2 separate regions of the Homo sapiens genome follow, and region 2 is linked to region 1. The links are chromatin loops, found by intact Hi-C in ENCODE. Cell type or tissue: Calu3. All regions are shown on one strand. Each heading gives the region's core, and the rest is flanking DNA. Links, peaks and the distances in the headings are about the cores only. Region 1 has its middle 9.5 kb from the start of TAAR2. Region 2 overlaps VNN1 (vanin 1).

Region 1 (4,402 bases), core at 204-4,203:
CCAATAGTTTTCAGAATTCTTTACACACCCACTACTTCCTGGTAGAGAGAAAAGAAAGAAAATTAGAAAAGTAAAGAGAACATGGGGGAAAGCCAGAGATGGAACAAAGAGGACACACAAAAGCTTTTATACTGTTCAAAAGGGGTCAAAACATAGGCTGAGCTTGGGAACTGCTTGTCTCCCTCCCCACCACAGACACTTTGTGTGATATTCCCATTTCATTTTTGTTCCTCAGTATCTTACCAGATGTACTTTGAAGCATCAGCAACTAAAAATGATAGGTAAGTAAATATGGAAATAACAATTTCAAAAACTCATATTCTTCCAGGAGTCAGTTATGTGTTAGCTGAGAGTTAAGCCTTTACTAGATTCTGCTGTTGTGAGAACAAACGTTTCTTAACTAAAAGAAGAAATGGCAAACTGAGTAACTGGGGCGACAGACTCCAGGCAGGTTTTCATTCAGGAGCCATCCTAATCACAGCAGCTGGTTAGTTCCCATGTTACATACAGTAGAACTCTGTCCAGTGTCTTCCTTTCCTCCGTAGGCTCATCCACATTTTGTATTGCTATTTGGTGTTCTGGTGTTTTAATAAATGTGGAATATCTACTAAAGTTTTGTTTTCAATCCATCATTCCTTTTTGCTTGATATTTATACATGTATTTTTTAATAACAGAGGAATGAGAGGAAGAAATAAAGAAGAAAATTATTAACTTTAGGTTGAGACTCATTAATAACTGATGGGCTGTGACCAGTGATGTGTTGGTTTAAGCTCAACACTGGGCTCTAAAAAGAACAGTCCTAATTTGTAGAGTTTGATGATTTCCATGGTATATACATTTAAAAAATCTTTCCTTATGAGTGATTTTAACCTATAAATGTAATGTCCTGAAATGTTAAAAAACTTCTCTTGAAAATAATCATGGGTGGTTCCAGCATACCACTGGCTGTGAACAATATTTTTAATGAAAAGCAAATTAGAATAGAAGAAAATAGATAGTATCAAAATATATCACTTGCACCGAGGCTAAGTATAGCCTCATGAAGTTTTATTTTCAGTTATATCTCGTGTGTGTGTGTGTGTGTGTGTGTGTGTGTGTGTGTTTATACATGGTAGTGAACTGTGTTTCACTGAAATATTCCTTGTTTAATTTCTTCATTTCCATTATAGCAATGAAAATTGTGAGTTTTCAAGAAGAGAGTAGTTATATCCAGGTGTGGTTATGAAAGTAAATCTGTCAGTACCTTTTCAATGTCCTTTTATGTTTCAAAACATAATCACCCTGCTGTGTTCTAGTGAGGATGACAGAGTGATCCAGTGTCCTGTATACTGGCTTCCTTCTACCATTCACTCTGTCTTCATTTCCCAGGATTAGTAAAATCATGTTCCTCAACACCGAGAATTTTGTAGTAAGTTACAGATGTGAAAACTGAGCCTGGGGGATTTAGTGGTTTACCCTGGATTCTGTGTTCTTTGTTTACTGAACTTTTTAATTTTTTTCATATTTGTGACATTTTAACTGGCTTTTTTTTTAAATAAAGATTTTCAAAATTCAAATTTGTACAAATCACTGAAGTAAAAATAAAAATTCTCTCACATCCCAATACTTTCTTGTTACATTCAGGAATCAAAGTGTAAACAGAAACATTTTATGATTCAGACAATTATTCCTCCCTTGGATATTAGCCAGCATTTAATTGAGCCCACAAACCTGTGTATTTTCAATATACGGAAACTTCTGTACTTAATCTTTCCAGAATGACCATGAAATCAGATATAAAATTGCCTTTCATTTGGAAAAAAATAAAACAAACTGGGTCATTAAAAACACACAGAGATGCCTGTAATCCCAGCACTTTGGGAGGCCCAGGTAGGCGGATCATGAGGTCAAGAGATGGAGACCGTCCTGGCCAACACAGTGAAACCCTGTCTCTACTAAAAATACAAAAATTAACTGGGCGTGGTGGTGTGTGCCTGTAGTCCCAGCTACTTGGGAGGCTGAGGCAGGAGAATCACTTGAACCCAGGACGCGGAGGTTGCAGTGAGCTGAGATCGCACTACTGTATTCCAGCCTGGCGACAGAGTGAGACTCTGTCTCAAAGAAAACCAAAACCAAAACCAAAACCAAACCAAAACAAACAAACGAACAAAAAACCCAGGGTATTTCAATATCCCTTGAGAAAGTTAAAAGAGCAGTCCCACTGGGGCTCCACAGTTAGTGCCTATCTGGAAGCTCCTGGATCTGAGTTCTCTACTCCAATTCTCCTGAGAGCAGAAGCAAACTTATATATGAATCATATACCTTAATCCTCTACACTAAACTTTCTGGAATTTCCTGATGTCGCACCTGCAAAGCCACAAGAGGACGGTCATTGATTCACAACTAACTTTTCAGGAAAGGGAAGGTACTGGGTCAATAAAAAGAATTGGAAATGTTCTAATCTTTTTAAATTATTGCTGATTTATTCTCTTCTTCAAAATAATTGAATAGTGATAGTTGTATTTTATAAAGAATCAGAAATTGTTGAAATGGGTTGCAATTGAGAAGATAGTTTTTAACTAAAAAACAATCATTATAATTTTCTGGTAAAAGGTCTTAAATTTTCCATCAAAATTCATTTGACAAGGTTGGTAAATTTTTATATAGTGGCATATAAAATACTTTTGCAAAGTACAAGAACTATGCGAGACATGATTCAGTAAATGTAGTTAGGTATTTCAACAATGCTAAAATGCACTTTCCTCTTTGGCATTATGTATCAATAATTTTAGATTTCAGTCTTAAATTCCAAGAGCCCTAGGGCTGTTAGAATTTAAAGGAGAATTATTTATGACATTATCCAAATTTGTGTTCAAATGAGAAACCTTTAAAAATCTGCTTCTTTGTACATGTAATTTGAGTTAATATATTGAAGAAGTGGAACACTAATAGCTCATATCTTCCTTTGCTGATCTTTCTTATCTGTTTTTCCAACAAAGAAAACTGAAAGGAAATTATAATTTACATTTATTTATATGCTTGTACATACATACATAGGTGGCAATGGCAATTGTTAAGTTCTTTGCCCAAATAGGTGGATCCTAGAAGAGGAGAACATATTTTATGGCAGTAGTGTCACTTTTATTTGGTGCCATGTAGAGCACATGTACAAATGCTTGCCTCTATGCTCAGAACCAGATTGTAGTCTACTACAAGTTATATGGTATTCATCCTGGAAGGCTGTGAAAATTAGATTCCTAACTTGGTGTTGCTATTAAGTCATCTCTGCCTCCTACTAAAATGAATGTGTCCAGACAATCAAAGATTCTCTTCAACAAGTATTAACTCCATGATATATTGCATTGCAAATCTGACTTTTTCCAAATGTATGTGGCTGGAGATATGCCAACCTTAGTCAGTGCTTAAAACTAAAACTTGAGGAGGAAAAGGAAAAGGTCCCAGTGGGAAATTATTTGTAATTATTAATATTTGAACATTTGTAACTTTAAAAAATGAGAATTCCATAGAGGCTATGTGATTCAACATAATAGATAACATAAAAATTTTGTTGGCCTCCATAAAAAAATTAAAGGAGCTAGCATAATTTTTATGAGGAAAAGCAGGGAGGAAGGCAGGAACAATGTTAATGGCCGCAAAGATCTGCATGTCAACTTTGAACGTATAAACAGGTTATGAAACAGTAAAAGTTTATTTGCAAATCAGTTATCTGGAAATTAGAATACAGTTTTCCAAAAGAACATTGTTAGTTTGTTAGAGCTGGTTATTGTGAGCCTCATTGTGTTCTTACTAGACAGATGCCCCACTGTGGAATGTTAAGATAACGATGAGGCTAGAAACTGCATCACATAATATATCTTTGTAAATATTTCGTTTATGGACTTCTCCAGTTCTGAAAGTATATGAATTTTCCCTTATGTGTATAGGAAGTTGCACATAGTGAAAGATTTGATCGCATGTTGAAACATCTTATAGAATCATCCCAATACTTAAAACATGGAACAGTTACTTATATGTAAGACCCATGTGAGGTTGCTTAAATGTCGTGACTGTGATCAATAAGGTCATAGGGGCAACTAGGGTGTGGCAGAGTCCCCTGTGTAATCATTAACTGCGTATGTATTCATGGACTTAAATACTGTATGAGTTTAACTGCAAGTCTGTATTCTGCAACAGAAAATTTCCTTTTATCTTTGAGAGTATGTGAGTTTTAACTGGAAGAAAATCCCCAACTCCTCTAAGTGGTAGATAAGGTGCAAACATTACATATGGGACTGAAAAGAGCCAAGACAACCCCATCTTCACACCTTAATGGGACACGGAGGGGTGTCATGCCACTAGCAGCAGCACCTCCCAACTGCATTTAGCTGAAATACTTCCACTTTTGTTTTCTTCTACTAACAC
Region 2 (4,402 bases), core at 334-4,333, 73 kb before region 1:
GACTGTGTTTGTTGGAATAAAAGCAGGGCATGGAGTCTAGACATATTTAGAAAATGGAACTCAGTGGCCAATTTGATGTGGAACAGGAAAACGGAATGGAGAGTCCAGAATGTGGCAGATTTCTGGCAAGAATGGCTGGGTGGGTGAGATGCATCTGACAGATCAGGAGGCAAGAGAGGAGCAGACTCACTGACAGTGGGTAGAGGCTGAGTTCAGTTATAGATGTGCTGGTTTTGAAGTAGTTATGAGACATTCAGCTGGACCCAGCCAGTTGTCTGTTGAATACTTTGGTCTGATGCTTAAGGGAGATACTAGAATTAGAAATATTGTTTCAAAAATCAGCAAGATACAAGGGGCAATTAAGCAAACAACAGTGAATGATACGACAAAGGAGACTGTACTGACAGTAAAGAACTATTGACAAAGTAGAACCTTTGGGAGCTTCGGTATTTGGGGCAGGAAAGGACAGAGGACAAGAAACCTGCAAATACAATTAAGAAATAAAGGAAAATTTAAAAAGAGAACATCTGGTAGATGCCAAGGAAGTAGAGACTCTTGGAGGAAAGAAATCATGAGGTGTATTAACACAATACGTTGACCATTATTAGCATTTTTGAGTATAATTTTGGCAGAATTTTCTGAGCTCATAATGATAGGATGATGGGCAGATTATATTGGGTTGAAAAGTCAAAGGGAAGTGAATGCACTTTTTTCCCCAAGAAATCTTATCTGAGACAAGAAGAAGAGAAGCAAGACAATGGTTTAACAGAGACTCATGGTCAGGAGAAATGTGTGTGTATGTGTGTATGTGTGTGTGTGTGTTTCTCAACAAACGAGAGAGCCTTGATTGCCTTTGTAGGTCTAAGAGAAAGAGCTACAAAAGGAAAAAATACATAAAATATGAGAGGAATCAGGTCCAGTGCAGTGGCCTGTAATCCCAGCACTTTGGGAGGTCAAGGCGGGCAGATCATCTGAGATCAGGAGTTTGTGACCCCTGTCCAACATGGTGAAACCTGTCTCTACTAAAAATACAAAAATTAGCCAGGCATGGTGGCAGGCGCCTGCAATCCCAGCTACTTGGAAGGCTGAGACAGGAGAATTGCTTGATCCTGGGAGATAGAGGTTGCAGTGAGCTGAAATTGTGCCACTGCACTCCAGCCTAGGCAACAGAGTGAGACTCTGTCTCAAAATAAAATAAAATATACAAGGAATCATTACTCCTACTCAGTGTTCCAAGGTGCTGGAGGAAAGAGGGAAAAATAGTATCATGAACACAGGTACAAAATGTCCAACAACTGGAAATTAAATGAATCATATTGTAGAAGAACATTTATTGCCATAAAATTATTACCATATACCATATGTTATATTAACATATATAGCCTTATATATGTGACATTCATATGGTATTATATTGCTATATAAATTTTTAAAATTAAAATATAAATTGTGATGTATTATTTTTAAGTTAAAAAAAGTTGGTCACAAAACAAGAGAGTAATCTCTTAGCTCTTCTTCCCTCCTTTTCCTTCCTGCCTCCTCAATCTTTTCCTACCTTTTTACCTCCTCCAGAGTCTTGGCTCTACCTAAAGAGAGTTGTGGGAAGTTCTTTCTTAGTGTTGTGAGGTAGGTTAGCTTTGTCAAGTAAAACCAAGCTTTCTGTTTATCTTGCTAGACGGTGATATTTCATCTAAACGATTGGTACCAGATATGTTTTGGAATCTTCCTATTTAAAGATAATAATACATATTACTTGATATTACCAGCAGAGTCTGGGAAAATACCCAGAATCAAACATATTAATATATCTATTGGAAAACATGGGATTATTCACCTTAAATAGCTTGAATAAAAATGTTATAGCCTTATGTTAATTCAAGTTAGGTCTTAATGCCAATGTGCCAGTGGGTTACAAAAATCCTTTATTTTCAGAAGATTTTGGATTTTTGTATTGAAGATAAGGAATTTTGGTATAATATTATATTTATAATTTTTCATAGTCTAACTGTGATGATATATTATGCTTGAAAAATCTCGATTATCACCAAAAGCTACCTCCAAACCAAGGGAAGAGACACAAAGAGAGGTAAAAGTGAAATAAACCCCTATCTTGCCACACAGATTTTCCAAGCATTTTATAGCAAATATGCATAATTTTGTTTATATCAGTATGTCATTGCAAACATCACTCAGAGTTTTGCTTTTATAGTTTTTCTTTGTTTTTCCTAAAGTTATTAATTGCCTTATTTTTTTAAATTTCGTTAATTTTCTTTGACTTTTTGTTAAAACCCCATATCTTCCAACAGCATCTCAGAATAATTTTTCCACAATATCATTTTCATAAGTTTATCTTGAGCTAAAAATAATAACCTTTCTCTGCACTGGTTTCCCTCTAGTCATTCTGCACAGTTGTCATATTGAGATTTCCTTTACTGTCATCCTAGGAATGCTCTCTTAGCTATTTCCTTGTTTTAGGTTCTCTGTTTTTCTCCTTCTACCTTTATTTGCTCCTTTGTTCTGTTGTAGTCAACGCTGTCTAGTCACATTGCTCTAATCTGAACTGGCTGCTCTCCATGCCTTGTATACGATAGGAGTCATCCTGGAATCTCCCTTTATCCTCATGGTGAAGATTTTTCTTTACCACTTCCCTGTGTGGATTTCCTGTTTTCTGTTCCCCGTCTTCCTTGTTTTGGGCTTGTGCCCTCTTTCTTGTTGTTAACAGTTTCCGGAAAGAGAGTGATCGGGATGCAAGATTTTTGAGACTCACTGGTCTGAAACTGCCTTTCCTCTTAAATTTAGTTAAGTATTTCCCTGGGCATGGAATTCAAAGGTGGTTATGACTTTTCTTCAGGATTGTGAATGTATTTATATCCTCCCATCTTACGTTGCTATTGAGAATTCTGAAGTTCTTCTGATTCCTGATTCTTTGTATGTGTATTCCTCATTCCACACCTTCCCCAGAATGCATGCAGAATTTCTTCCTTTCTATTTTCTTTTCTCTTTTTCTGAAACTCTTATTATTGGGATCTTCTGCCTCTTGGATTAGGGCTCTAATTTTCCGACATTTTCTCTGCTATTTTTTACTACTTTATTTTTCTCCTCTACTTTCTGAGAGATTTCCTCCTCTTGATCTTCCAAATCTTGTACTGAATCTTTTATTTTTGTTAACATGTTCTTAATTTCCAAGAACTCTTTTTTCTTGTCTTCGGAGTTTCAACACTTATTGTTGTTTTGTGCATGTATTATTTTTTCTTCTCTCTCTGAGGCTATTTAGGAAATTTTTTATTGAAGCTCCTCCCCCCTGCTTCCTTCAAGTTGCTTTTATCTGCTTTTTTATTTGCTTTTTCATGCAATAAGTTTTTCTCACATGTCTGGTAACTCTTGGGGATTACCAAAAACTCATAGAAAATTCTGACCATGTGAGTAACACTTGCCAATTTTGAGCTTCATGATAGAATGATCTAGCTGGACCTTTTGCTGCGGGGAAATCGGAGGTAAGTGTCTTTGGAGACTTCCTCTTGGGATGGTCAGGTCTCCCAGGTTTCAAGATTCTTCTAATTTCCTTCTTGAATCAGTTGCCTAATTTAGGAAATAAAAATACAGGATCTCCAGGTAAATTTGAAGTTCAGATAAACTTTGTTTTTTTTGAGAGAGTCTCTTTCTGTTGCCAAGGCTGGAGTGCAGTGGCATGATTTCCGCTCACTGCAACCTCTGCCTCCCGGGTTCAAGCAATTCTCCTGCCTCAGCCTCCCGAGTAGCTGGGATTACAGGTTCATGCCACCACTCCCAGCTAATTTTTTATATTTTTGGTACAGATGGGGTTTCCCCATGTTGGCCAGGCTGGTCTCGAACTCCTGACCTCAAGTGATCCGCCTGCCTCGGCCTCCCAAAGTGCTGGGATTACAGGTGGGAGCCACTGCTCCCAGCCCAGATAAACATTTTTTTTAAAAAGTGTAAGTATGTCCCATTCAATATTTAAGACATACTTATACTAAAAAATTATTTGTTGTGTATCTGAACTTCACATTTAACTGGGAGTCTTGTCCTGTGTTTTACCTGGCAACCCTATTCCTGAAAGATAAATCCTTGCTGACAGCATTAGGGATCCAAGTGAGGAAAATGGCCTTGCAAGGTGTGGGTGGGGGTGGAGGGGGAACGTTTTCAACATTCAGTGTTATTTATTCAGGTAATCCCCTTCAACTATGTCTCTTAAACTTTCATCTAAAGACCATCCACTTTACCCTCTCTGGAAACATTCTCCGTTATTTACTGGAGTAGGGGAGGATCAGTTATCTGGTTTTTTGGAGGACTTAGTATCCAAGGCATCCTTCACAACTTTCTGCTCATTTATTTTCCTTTGACTGCCACAACTTTACTCCTAGCTCTAGGTATAGAGCAGTCC

Evidence for each region. Hi-C counts contacts between places; a loop is a spot of excess contacts. Peaks named below come from ENCODE experiments on the same cell type or tissue, not always from the same donor. Only the 100,000 strongest peaks of a DNase experiment are listed, where the experiment ranks them.
Region 2: it touches region 1 in a loop (3-fold over the local background); 1 of 110 quality-filtered maps calls a loop at or near these places.

The regions. Positions count from the first base shown.
Region 1 is chr6:132,612,579-132,616,980 of GRCh38, reverse strand. It overlaps a transcript of TAAR5 not described here. Among named protein-coding and RNA genes, the nearest start is that of TAAR2, 9.5 kb to the left of the region's middle. In Calu3, for the core only: no CTCF peak of the experiment used is centred there; DNase peaks (open chromatin) are centred at 2,220 and 4,070.
Region 2 is chr6:132,685,691-132,690,092 of GRCh38, reverse strand. All of the region lies in intron 5 of VNN1 (vanin 1), which reads left to right. Among named protein-coding and RNA genes, the nearest start is that of VNN1, 26 kb to the left of the region's middle. In Calu3, for the core only: no CTCF peak of the experiment used is centred there; a DNase peak (open chromatin) is centred at 2,642.